2 separate regions of the Homo sapiens genome follow, and region 1 is linked to region 2. A link is a contact called in ENCODE Hi-C or POLR2A ChIA-PET data. All regions are on one chromosome and are shown on one strand. The core of a region is the stretch at or near the end of the contact, and the rest is flanking DNA. Distances in the headings are between cores, read along the strand shown. Region 1 overlaps KDM1B (lysine demethylase 1B). Region 2 overlaps LOC105374955 (a long non-coding RNA gene).

Region 1 (5,807 bases), core at 3,072-5,571, 290 kb after region 2:
CTGGAGCTTTCACAAAGCTTTTAAAAAAATGCCTTGCTCGAATCTAAGTCAACGGTGATGGATCGGGGATTTGGACATGTAGCAGGCAAAGACTGCAGCACACAAAATAAGAACTCTGAGACTGAGGAAACCAGGGAGGGAGGGAGCATAAAAGCAAAATCATCCAAAGCTTTAAAACCTTAGAAACAAGTTGTAACAAGAGGATGCTACAAAAAAGGAACATTCTGCAAACAAGAAAGTGCTCATAAAGTAAAAGCCAAAAATTTCAAAGTCAATTAGAGTTGGACGATTTTAAAATCTCCCCCAAAAGTAGCATAAGAGATGAATAATAGTAAAGAGGAAAAATTAGATGCTCAATTCAAAAGTTCCAAGATATGGAACAGAATCTCTAGAAAGAAAGAGAAAAAACTCATCTTTATTTTAGCAGATAAGAAAGTGAAGTAAAAGGATCAGAAATCAGAATAGCAAAACATTTTTCAACAGAAGTAAATCAAGAAAGAGACGGATCTTAGAAATAAAGGCCCAATGCTGGAGAGTGATTTTAAAAGAGATCCAGGCCAGGCGCGGTGGCTCACACCTGTAATCCCAGCACTTTGGGAGGCTGAGGCAGGCAGATCACGAGGTCAGGAGATGGAGACCATCCTGGCTAACACGGTGAAACCCCGTCTCTACTAAAAATACAAAAAATTAGTCGGGCGTGGTGGCGGGCGCCTGTGGTCCCAGCTATTCGGGAGGCTGAGGCAGGAGAATGGTGTGAACCCAGGAGGCAGAGCTTGCAGTGAGCTGAGATCGTGCCACTGCACTCCAGCATGGGCAACAAAGAGAGACTCCGTCTCAAAAAAATAAATAAAATTTAAAATAAAATAATTAAATTAAATTAAATTTAAATTAGAGAGACCCAGGAGGACACTCTGCAGTAATCTCAGAGGTCAACCAGTGTGGACCAGAGCAGAGGGAAGAGGACTCAGGAAGGGGACATTTCAAGGACTGGAGCTAGCTGGCCAGCTCAGACAGTGTCAACTGTAAATGAGAGACAAACCCAGGGTATGGGAGACATGGGGAGAGGTACCAAAGGAATTAAGCTAATGACCAAAGGAGCCATTATAATTGCCAAGAAAACAGAAAACTGTGTAAGAAGGTATCAGTGGACACCTTCTTGGCTCAGCAGTAAATGACATTTACACAGCCATGTAAATACCAATACCAATTTAATGAAAAGTGTGAAATAACCATGTTGAGCAAATGGTGCAGAGACTAAATGGGCTAAGTCTTTAACCCAATAGGGAGGCAGTCAATAATGTCTGTCTAATGTTAAATCAGAAGATGACATCATAGGCTGGGCATGGTGGCTCACACCTGTAATCCTAACACTCTGGGAGGCTGAGGTGGGAAGACTGCTTAAGGCCACGGGTTTGAGGCCAGCCTGGGCAACACTGCGGACCCCGTCTCTACAAAAAATAAAAAAAAAATTAGCCAGGCTTGGTGGCACATGCCTGCAGTCCCAGCTACTTGGGAAGCTGAGGTGGGAGGGTCACCTGAGCCTGGGAGTTTGAGGCTGCAGTGAGCTAGGACTGTACCACTGCACTCCAGTCTGAGCCACAGAGCGAGACCCTGTCTCAAAAAAACAAAAAAGAAAGAGAGATGGCAATATAAACACTTTTAAAATATGAAGTGAAGTCCAGAAGGAATAGCTGGAAGGTTAAAAACGGCTGCCTCTGGGAGCAAGAGGATGGTGAGAAGGCTTCTGCTGTCTGTGGTCATAAGACTTTTGACAGTATTTGAATTGGTTTTTAAACTCTGGGCAGATATCATTTTAGATGAAAGACAGAAATCAAAATACAAATAATTGGGTTTGGAATCAAGATCCATACCTCACCAGCGAAAAAGACGGTTCCTTGAATGTCTTCAGCAATGATATCGTAGGCCTCCCCACTTCCACCTGTCTTCACAAAACTGTATGCCATCTGGATCCATGGGTCTGTGCTCCACCGAGTGACAAAATACTTTGTGGGATCTGGGACCTCCTATGTCCAATAGAAAGGAATTATGAAGTAGGATCAAGAAGGGATGTAGATGGCAGGGCGCAGTGACTCATGCCTGTAGTCCCATCCCAGCACTTTGGGAGGCTAAGGCGGGTGGATCACAAGGTCAGGAGATCGAGACGATCCTGGCTAACACGGTGAAACCCCATCTCTACTAAAAATAGAAAAATTAGCCAGGCATGATGGCAGGCGCCTGTAGTCCCAGCTACTCGGGAGGCTGAGTCAGGAGAATGGCGTGAACCCAGGAGGCGGAGCTTGCAGTGAGCCGAGATCGCGCCACTGCACTCCAGCCTGGGCAACAGAGCCAGACTCCATCTCAAAAAAAAAAAAAAAAAAGAAGGGAGATAGACATGGTACAACCCAACTCATACATTTTGCCCCCTGTTTAGGACCTGAGTCTATTCCTGTATCATTCTGAAACAGTAGTTCTCAAGATGTTCCTCCTGCTGCCTTTAAATCTACCCAAGCCGGTATTTGTGTCTTATCCTCTCTTTCCTGCCCCACCCACACACAATTCCCTCACTTCTATACCTCCTCCTTCTGCCCGGGACACACTCTCCCTCTACTGGGGGCTATCACCCATGGCTAAGAGTTCGGGCCTTCCCTTTTCCATCGTGTGGTAGCAGAAAGGAGTCTCTGGCCCAAGAAGAAAAGGGAAGGATGGAGTCTCAGGATCACAGGTTGGAATTCTCAACAGGGTTCTCCACAAAACAGTGATACAAGGTTATGTTTCACATTCACTCAATTTAAAATACAGCAGTCCCCTCTTCCCCGCCAGGAATATGTTCCATGACCCGCAGGGGATGCCTGAAACCATGGATAGGACCAATACTATACACACTATGTTTTTTCCTATTCATACCTATGATAAAGTTTCATTTATACATTAGGTACAGAGATTAATGACAATAATAAAATAGAACAATTATAACGCTATACTGAAATAAAAGGTATGTGAACATGGCTCTGATAACAGAGATGACTCCTGAGTGACTAATGGACAGGCAATGTCTACAGTGTGGAGGTACTGGACACGCTCTTCAGAACGGTGCATGACTGAAAACTTATGAATCTATTTCTGGAATTTTCCATCAAATATTTTCAGACCTTGGTTGACCACAGTAACTGAAACCATGAAAGCAAAGCCTCGAGTAAGAGAGAGCGACTGTAATTTGTCAGCTGGCCTCCAACAAGCAACACGATAAACAATATTTCTATAGAAACGGTAAGCTAAGTTCCAAACAACTAATGTAAAAAACAAACTTCTGAACAAAAACCCCAAGCAAGGGATTGCATCATTAGATAGATCCTCTCATATAAAATTAGCAACAAGGCTGGCCATACAGTGGCTCACACCTGTAATCCCAGCACTTTAGGAGGCCGAGGTAGGCGGATCACTTGAGGTCAGGAGTTCAAGACCAGCCAGGCAAACATGGTGAAACCCTGTCTCTACCAAAAATACAAAAATTAGCTGGGTGTGGTGGAGCACACCCATAATCCCAGCCTACTCGGGAGGCTGAGGCAGGAGAATCGCTTGAACCCGGGAGGTGGAGGTTGCAGTGAGCCAAGATTGTGCCACTGCACTCCAGCCTGGGCGAAAGAGTGAGACTCTGTCTCAAAAATAAATAAATTAAAATGAAATAAAATAAGCAACATATCTGAATGCCCCTTTCTCTTTAACTTACATAACTTTTGAGTCATTTCACTTCTATTTCTGCTCCTTTATTTCAAAAAGATATAAGCCATGGCCATTTACAAATCTCCAGAGATGGTGAGATTTAGTACACTGGCAAACAAAGTATCCTGAGCTCCGTGGAGAAAAGAGACTATCTGCATGTGTGCGATATTAAAAAAAGCTGGCCAAGGCTCCTCTTAAAAGGAAAGCTGTAGTCAAAGCTTCTAGGGCTTCAGTAAATATAGAATCCACGTAGAAAATACCGAGCCTTTTATATCCTTACAAAAAAAAAAAAAAAGGGAAGTGTGTATGATGTGAGAAGAAAAAAAGGAAGGAAGACAATTGTGTAAAAAAAGGTACAGGGCACTGTTACAGGCAGAACCGTGTCTCCCTCAAATTCCCATGTGGACACCCTAACCCTCAGTGCCTCAGAATGTGACTGTATTTCGTCGCATGGTCTCCAATGGGTAATTACTTTAAAGTGAGGTCGCCGGGGTGAGCCTTAATCTAATCTGATTTGTGTCCTCATAAGAAGAGGAGATGAGGACACAGACACACACAGAGGGAAGCCCATGTGAGGACACAGGGAGAAGACAGCATCTACCAGCCAAACAGAGAGGACCCAGGAGAAACCAACCCTGCCGACACCTCGATCTCAGGCTTCCAGCCTCCAGAACTGTGAGGAATAAGTTTCTGTTGTCTAAGGCAGCCAGTCTGCGGTACTCTGTGATGACAGCCCTCACAGACTAATCTCAGTGCTGAGGTGGGCAGTGGGACTCTGAAAGAAAGAAGACTGTGGCCTCTGCCTTCCTTCCTGTGATTCTCAGTGACGCTGGCTGCTTGGGCTTCACACCTGCTCTGGATAGCAAGCACGGCTTGCCCCTTTCAAGGAGGGCTTCCTCTCTCTCACCTGCTCCTTGAACAGCTCCCGGAGCGTGGCCATGCACTGCTGCAGCACCTGTTTGTCATCCAGGGTCCTCACGGATGCGACAGCCTCCCCGGCAATCACAGACATCAGCACGCTGTGCTTCTTCTGGAGACATGAAAGGAAAAGCAGGAGGTCTGTGAGTGCTCAGCTCCCACAGATAAGGGCCTCTTTTTTTTGTTTTTTGTTTTGTTTTGTTTTAAATGAGACAGAGTTTTGCTCTGTCACCCAGGCTGGAGTGCAATGGTGCAATCTTGGCTCACTGCAACCTCTGCCTCCCAGGTTCAAGTGATTCTCCTGCCTCAGCCTCCAGAGTAGCTGGGATTACAGGCGTCTGCCACCATGCCCGGCTAACTTTTGTATTTTTAGTAGAGACAGGGTTTCACCATGTTGGCCAGACTGGTCTCAAACTCCTGACCTCAGGTGATCCACCCACCTCGGCCTCCCAAAGTGCTGGGATTACAGGCGTGAGCCACTGTACCCGGCCAAGAGCCTCACTCTCACAAGTTAAATGTCACTATTTCTGGCTGTCCCTTATCCGCACGTCACTCGCCAGTCCATTTTCCTCGCAAACACTCATTATTCATCCATCCACTCTATTGCTTCCTGCTGGAAAAGAAAAACACTAAGAAATGTAAATAGCAACTTTAAGGTTCCCTTGGCTGTTCACTAATTAAAGCTTGCTTCGGAAGAAGTAGAAAGAGATGGAGAAGGAAAATCTGCAGATAAAACAATGAAAAATAAAAAAACCTCAAATGGTAAAGAAAATCTGCCCTCGGCTCCTATGTGAAACCTTTTAAGACAAAGTTTCTTGAAACTGAAAGTCAGAAACAGCCATGATTCTTTCGTGTGGCAGTGACATGACGGCAGAGAAAGTGACCACCCCCGTCCAGCTCTGGGTATGCCATTCTCCTCTCTCCTTCCTTCCCTCAGCTCTCACATCTGCTGACACTCACACCCTCCCTCACCAATCATACACCCTTTCCCAGCTCCCTAGAGGACCCTCAGAGAGGAAGTTTCAAGCACCACTCATTGACTCTGATGTCTCCAACTTCACCTAAGAGGAATTCCCCCATAGCCTGAAATGACAGTTTCCACAAGCATCCAATTCATGTCCCAGGGAGCAACATGAGGACTTTAAGAAGACATGGCAAATACTGGGGCT
Region 2 (5,618 bases), core at 564-3,063:
ATCTACCCAGACAGGAAAGCTACACGGTTTTAGATTGAATTAGCCACAAGAATCAAGGCACCAACATCTCAAATTCTTGGAGTTCTTCAAGCTTTACAAAAATCTCTTCTTGTGTTTTTAATACTCAAACATTTACTCAAACATCTTAACGAGAACTAAACACATATTTCTACTCAATATTTTTATCTCCTTTATAATTTTGAACATTCTATCAGCATTCTTCTTACTTGTTTTAGTTACAAATGTTATGATTTCATCTGTATCATAGATTTAATTGATTTTGGAGAGTTGATCTGGAAACCAATTTATAATGTATATTTATAATGTTAATATTATATAATTTTGTATAGATAATCTTATAATTTTATAAATAAGAACATGTATTTTTGCCTCAATACTTACCAGCTAATCCATTTATTGGTCTAAGACTAAATGTCCTTCTATATTCCCTTAAACATATAAAATGTGGGTAACAACAAAGACCTTTTAATGAATACATCCTAGCTAACTCATAGATTATCAATTGAATTGTGTCATGATTATTTACTTTGCAAAAAGATTCTTTGCTTTTCAAAAGAATTAAGTTTCCTTTAAATAGTCACATGTAAAGGCATATTTTAACTCACACACCTGTTCATGCACATAGCTGTTTGCTGAATTAAGTGTAAAAATAAAATGAAGGGGAAATATCTTCACTCTCATTTTAGGCTTGTAGACTCTGCCTCCTCGGAGATACTCCCACTTCCTAACAGAAAGGCCTCAAGCCATTCTACGTGAATGTTAGATTCCACATTAGCAGATGCTGCTCCATACCCTCCCCACAGCCCACAAGAAGTAGCTGGGTGAAATCTAGGGCTAGGGACGCCTGGCGATGCCTTACACAGGTGGTTAGCAGGAGCAAGATGTCCAAAGAACAAACTGTTTCCAAGTCTCCCTTCTGTATCTTCTCATTAGAGGCAAGAGATATATCTTGGGAATCTCTGCCCCATTGGAAACTTTCCTAAACTTAGGACCTATTCCTGCCCCATCCCTCGGCTAGAGTCCCTGTCTCTAATACTAATTGTGGATATTAAGAATGGGGCCTACAAATGGATTATGTCACATTCTCTTCATTTTATGGATTAAATGCTGTCATCTTTTCACATTCCTTAACTGGCCTCTAAAAACAAAATCCAGCCCTGTCCTTTGTAAAGAACTGGATTGGTATTTGTCTCTTAAAGGTGTATATCCCCCATGCTCAGGCTACCTGCCTCTGTGGAAATAAGAGAAGAATTCCCTAACTCACTCATGTTCTGAGAAGACTGCTGGCCAGGGCGGATGTACGTAGTCTCATGCATATGCCACTGTACCCAAAATTGTACCATCAGTGACAGAATGAGCATATATTTCACTGGTGCCCACAACTGGTGGCAGGCACTTGGTAGGTTAGTGGTACGAAGATAACTAAGTTGGTTCTTACCCTCAAATAGCTCAGAGTCTACTGGAGGGCTCCCTCCTTTGGAATGAATTATTGTTCTTTCTCTCTATCTCTCTTAACATGCAACTATTCATTGATATAATTAATAGCATAGCATACCATAAGTTGCACATCAGATCTTTCCTTGCAATCCTAGTGTTTTGGGAAAAGACAACTTTTAAAAAGTCCTCATAAACCACTGAAATGAGTACAATGACCTACACACACCCCAGTTTGATAAAAACTCAATTCTGTTACCCTAAAGACGCACTTCACTACAACCATTGCCTTCCTTCAACCAAGAGCCATTCGTCTGCCATTACTTGAACAGAGCAGCAGATGGCACCAGAAAACTGCAGCATGAGAGGAACTGCACAAGCATTCTCGGCTTCCAACGTTCCCTTCCTTCTCAGGGAGTCAGCATTTCACATAACAGTGCCTCAAATTTGTCCTCAGGGGTATTATTTTCCTCAGAGAAGAGCTGGAGAAATAAACTGATATTCTAGTAAGAGAAGCACCCACCATCGTCATTGTCAACAGTGAGATTTGGTGCAAGGGCGAGCCATATTGCTTCCGGGTAACTCCATGACTTTCCAAGTGAGTAATCTTAAGAAACTCCGTGTTCTCATTTCCTCATCTACTAGAGGAATTAGAGTCAGAATTTCATCTAGCACCCTGAGAGGAACACATGAGAACCAAATGCCGTGCTGGATTTGAAAGGTTTTTGTAAACTGTGATAGGTTATTTATTAATTACCAGTAGCACACATTTCCCTCTGAGATCAGAGTGCATCTGGCGTGACACAAGCTGAGGCGGAAAAGCATTTTCTCTGCAGAAGCATGAGGTGCTCAGCCTGGGAATGCGGTGTTTCCACCATGCTGGGCCAACACACTCAATAGCATACAGTGAGGGAACAGAAGTGCTATTCAGCTTCTGGATACCAGGGATTTGCCCTCCCAGCTCTCTGGTTAACATTTCACCCCTTCCTCAATTCCAGTCTCAGGCAGACACCCTGGGACACTCATTCCCTGTCCTCTCAGCAAATCCCAGTGAAACTAAAACCTAAGCAAAGTGATGAAGAAGAGTCTCTAAAGTCCTCTGTTCCACATCCTGATTTCAATTTTCCCTTTCCAGATAATTCTGTGTCATCACTTTTACCCAGGCTGCCCCTGTCAGTAGGAAAATGAACAGGAAAAGGAACAGATAGCTTAACATGTTACCCCTTCAAGAAATATCTATATTTTAAATGAGAATTGTGGTGAAAGAACCATGTTTCATCCAAAGGAAAAAGTCTCTAACAGTCAAATGGGAGCCCCTGTAGGCAGAGAGAGTTTTTAAGTCACCAGCTCCTCCCACTAAAAAAGTCATCTCTCATAGATTTTAACTTAAGGCCCAGATAGCTTTTCCCCCTTTCTGTCCCCCAATTTCTTCCCTCTGGTCTATATAACTGATCACACTCTGTGAAAAGTATCCACTCTGCTCTTTTTTCCCTCTATGCCTGTCAGCAGCCGCATCTTTGTTTTTTCAGACAGAGTCTTACTCTGTCGCCCAGGCTGGAGTGCAGTGGCACAATCTCAGCTCATTGCAACCTCTGCCTCCTGGGTTCAAGTGATTCTCCTGCCTCAGCTTCCCAAGTAGGTGGGATTACAGGCGCCCGCCACCATGCCCAGCTAATTTTTGTATTTTTAGTAGAGACGGGGTTTCACCATGTTGACCAGGCTGGTTTCAAACTCCTGACCTCATGTGATCCACCCGCCTCAGCCTCCCAAAGTGCTAGGATTACAGGCGTGAGTCACCGCGCCTGGCCAGCAGCCGCCTTTTTAAATTTTCTGAACTTGTGCTCGCTTCCACAGCACATATACTACATTTTCTGACCTTTAACTCCCTGTTGAAGTTCTTCTCCCACCACATATACATGTGCTCAATAGAAATCAAGCTAACCTCCATGTAATCACCAAATCTTAACAATAATATTTTAACTCTGTGTAATACTTTATAATTGACAGAGTGTTTCCATTCAACAGGTAAACAGGGGAATGGGAGGGGATGACATGTCGGAAATGGCCTGAGGTCCCAGGGCTAACCAGAAGCAGGATTCAGACTTCAATGCAGACCTCTGTCTCTCAGTGGTCCAAAGACCATTCCCTTCTAACACTAAGAGCTTTCCAGAAGCTGTGGAAAAGGAGCCCTGAAGAACAAAATGGTAGTGCCAGGGGGGTGCCCTGATGTCCCACACCTGCACCTCCAGGCCTGCAGACCTTCCATGGGGACCAAAGGTAACCATATCTACAGCCAGCATTGGTCATCTCGCTGCTGGCAACAGGGGAATGAGGATGAAGGTAGATGTTCTCTCAGCCCATTGCCACTGCCCTCTCTTGAACTCCCTTGAATACCTAAGACAAGGTGTACCTTGAGCTGAACAAAACCCAGAGTGACCTTCCTAAATCCCAGCTTCAACCTTGGACTTTGAATACCTTGAAAAACCCCAAGATAAGGGAGGAAAGAAGAGCTCTAAGAAGCAAAGAAATGAGGGCCTAAAACCATGTCCTTAATTCCTTATTTCTTAATCCTTCCTGAGGATGCACTGTATGGAAAGTGCATTCTAGGCTGTTGTGCAAGAAGGGGAACCACCACATTCTTTTCCTGTGTTTACTGGAATCCCCTAATGTGACTTAGCAGCACGTCCACCAACCCCTGTTCCTCCCCTTAGACTGTTCTTACAGAGCTTCCTCTTGGGCCCACAACAGAGCTGCTGTGCTCCTGCCGGGCGGGCCGTCTTCTGACACACACACAAAAGCCTTGTTAGAGCTCCTTCCTTACTAGGGACAGCCCAAGGCCAAAAGAGAGATTCCCTGCCCCAAAACAGGGATGAAGAGCCCAGAACTTCTCTGTCACTGAGAATTTCAATGCCGTAGAGGTAACCTGGGATGGAGAGGAATTGAAAAGAGCTACTGAGAAGGGCCATTCCTCATGGGGCACCAGGGGGGCTTCGCGGGGGCGCAGGGAGGGCCGTTCCTGCCAGTGGCCCTTCTAAGAAACTCTATAACATCCATGTGAATGCTTTTGTCTGAGAGCTGGGAAAGTGGCCGTGGTTCTCCAGGGCATCCCATTCCCCATGCTAACCTCCAGGTTATATCCCTGAAGTGAATTCTTATTCTATGTTGCCTCAACATGCATTTTGAATATAAATTTAACTTTCTCATACCAGAAGCAGGGCTTAGGTACTCTTGGTGCAGTTTCTAGTTCTATACTCCCAAACCCAGTCCCCCAGTGTGGTCCATCTAGATATCTGCCTTATACAACTTCCTCCTGGTGACCCCCTGCCCAGTGACAGCTAGATATAGCCTGCTGGGCAGGCCCTGCTGACTCCCACAGCCCACATAGACTGTGCAGATGTGTCACAGCGACCACCGCTCATCGCAGCATGACCTCCTGAACTCATGCCTGCTCGCTAAACCCACCATGTAAAACTCCCACTGGAGACCTGCCTGGATAACACCCTGGACCCAGTAAAGTCATTAGTGCGTGGATTCCTCTCTCTCTCTCTGTCTTCGTGTGCTCCCTGCCTTCAGTGTGTGCCCTCTGGGCATGACGTGTAACCTCCAGTACCTGTAAGTAATAAAATCTTTATTTCCATCTTGTGTCCCCCTAATCAATGAAGCGGTGCCCTTCATCTCAAAGATCCTAAATTATAACAATCCCTTACCTAGAGATGATTTCCGCAGAAGTCGTCCAAGGGCAGAAACAGAAACAAGTCATGAAGTTCATTTGATCATCCTTGAGGACGTATCAGGAAGTCTTGTCAGCACAAAGGCGAGGCTGGTGGTAGTCCTGGGAATTATCAGCACCTGTGATTGAGTGGTTTCTCTGTGCATGGCATAGCACTCTTTAGGCTCCAAAGGCCTTGCTTCCAAAGGCCCAGTGGCTACCTTGTATACATATACATACACATGTGTATATGTAGACATATATTTTATATATTTCTGTGTATATAAATGTACCTATCAGTATACATATAAATACCTGATATATAACACACATTTATAAATATGTTATATTTATATAATTAGGTATTTTTAAAATACATATATACCTTTAAATATGTATAGGTACATATATATACACACATATACAATCTTTCATGACTGGGACTACATAAAAA

The links. Hi-C counts contacts between places; a loop is a spot of excess contacts on that map. ChIA-PET counts read pairs that join two places held with the same protein, here RNA polymerase II (POLR2A). Pooled maps may share reads with other maps.
Region 1: a loop to region 2 is called in a map of OCI-LY7, with 2.9 times the contacts of the local background. The contact joins two enhancer-like sites. A Hi-C loop is called at or near these places in 1 of 168 maps with a recorded cell type or tissue (OCI-LY7), 1 of 37 single-sample maps with no recorded cell type and 5 of 50 pooled maps. POLR2A ChIA-PET finds 5 or more read pairs at or near these places in 1 of 52 experiments (WTC11).

The regions. Positions count from the first base shown.
Region 1 is chr6:18,213,950-18,219,756 of GRCh38, reverse strand. KDM1B (lysine demethylase 1B) reads right to left here. Exons shown (of 22, transcript NM_001364614.2): 20 at 4,628-4,750; 21 at 1,872-2,024. Among named protein-coding and RNA genes, the nearest start is that of DEK, 48 kb to the left of the region's middle. RefSeq lists an enhancer at 4,315-4,434 and a silencer at 4,645-4,694. Within about 2 kb of position 4,321, at least 5 of the 41 ENCODE cell types and tissues checked have a DNase peak (open chromatin) inside an H3K27ac peak, as active enhancers do.
Region 2 is chr6:18,500,351-18,505,968 of GRCh38, reverse strand. LOC105374955 (a long non-coding RNA gene) reads right to left here. Exons shown (of 4, transcript XR_926549.3): 2 at 5,163-5,304. Among named protein-coding and RNA genes, the nearest start is that of MIR548A1HG, 20 kb to the left of the region's middle. Within about 2 kb of position 1,813, at least 17 of the 41 ENCODE cell types and tissues checked have a DNase peak (open chromatin) inside an H3K27ac peak, as active enhancers do.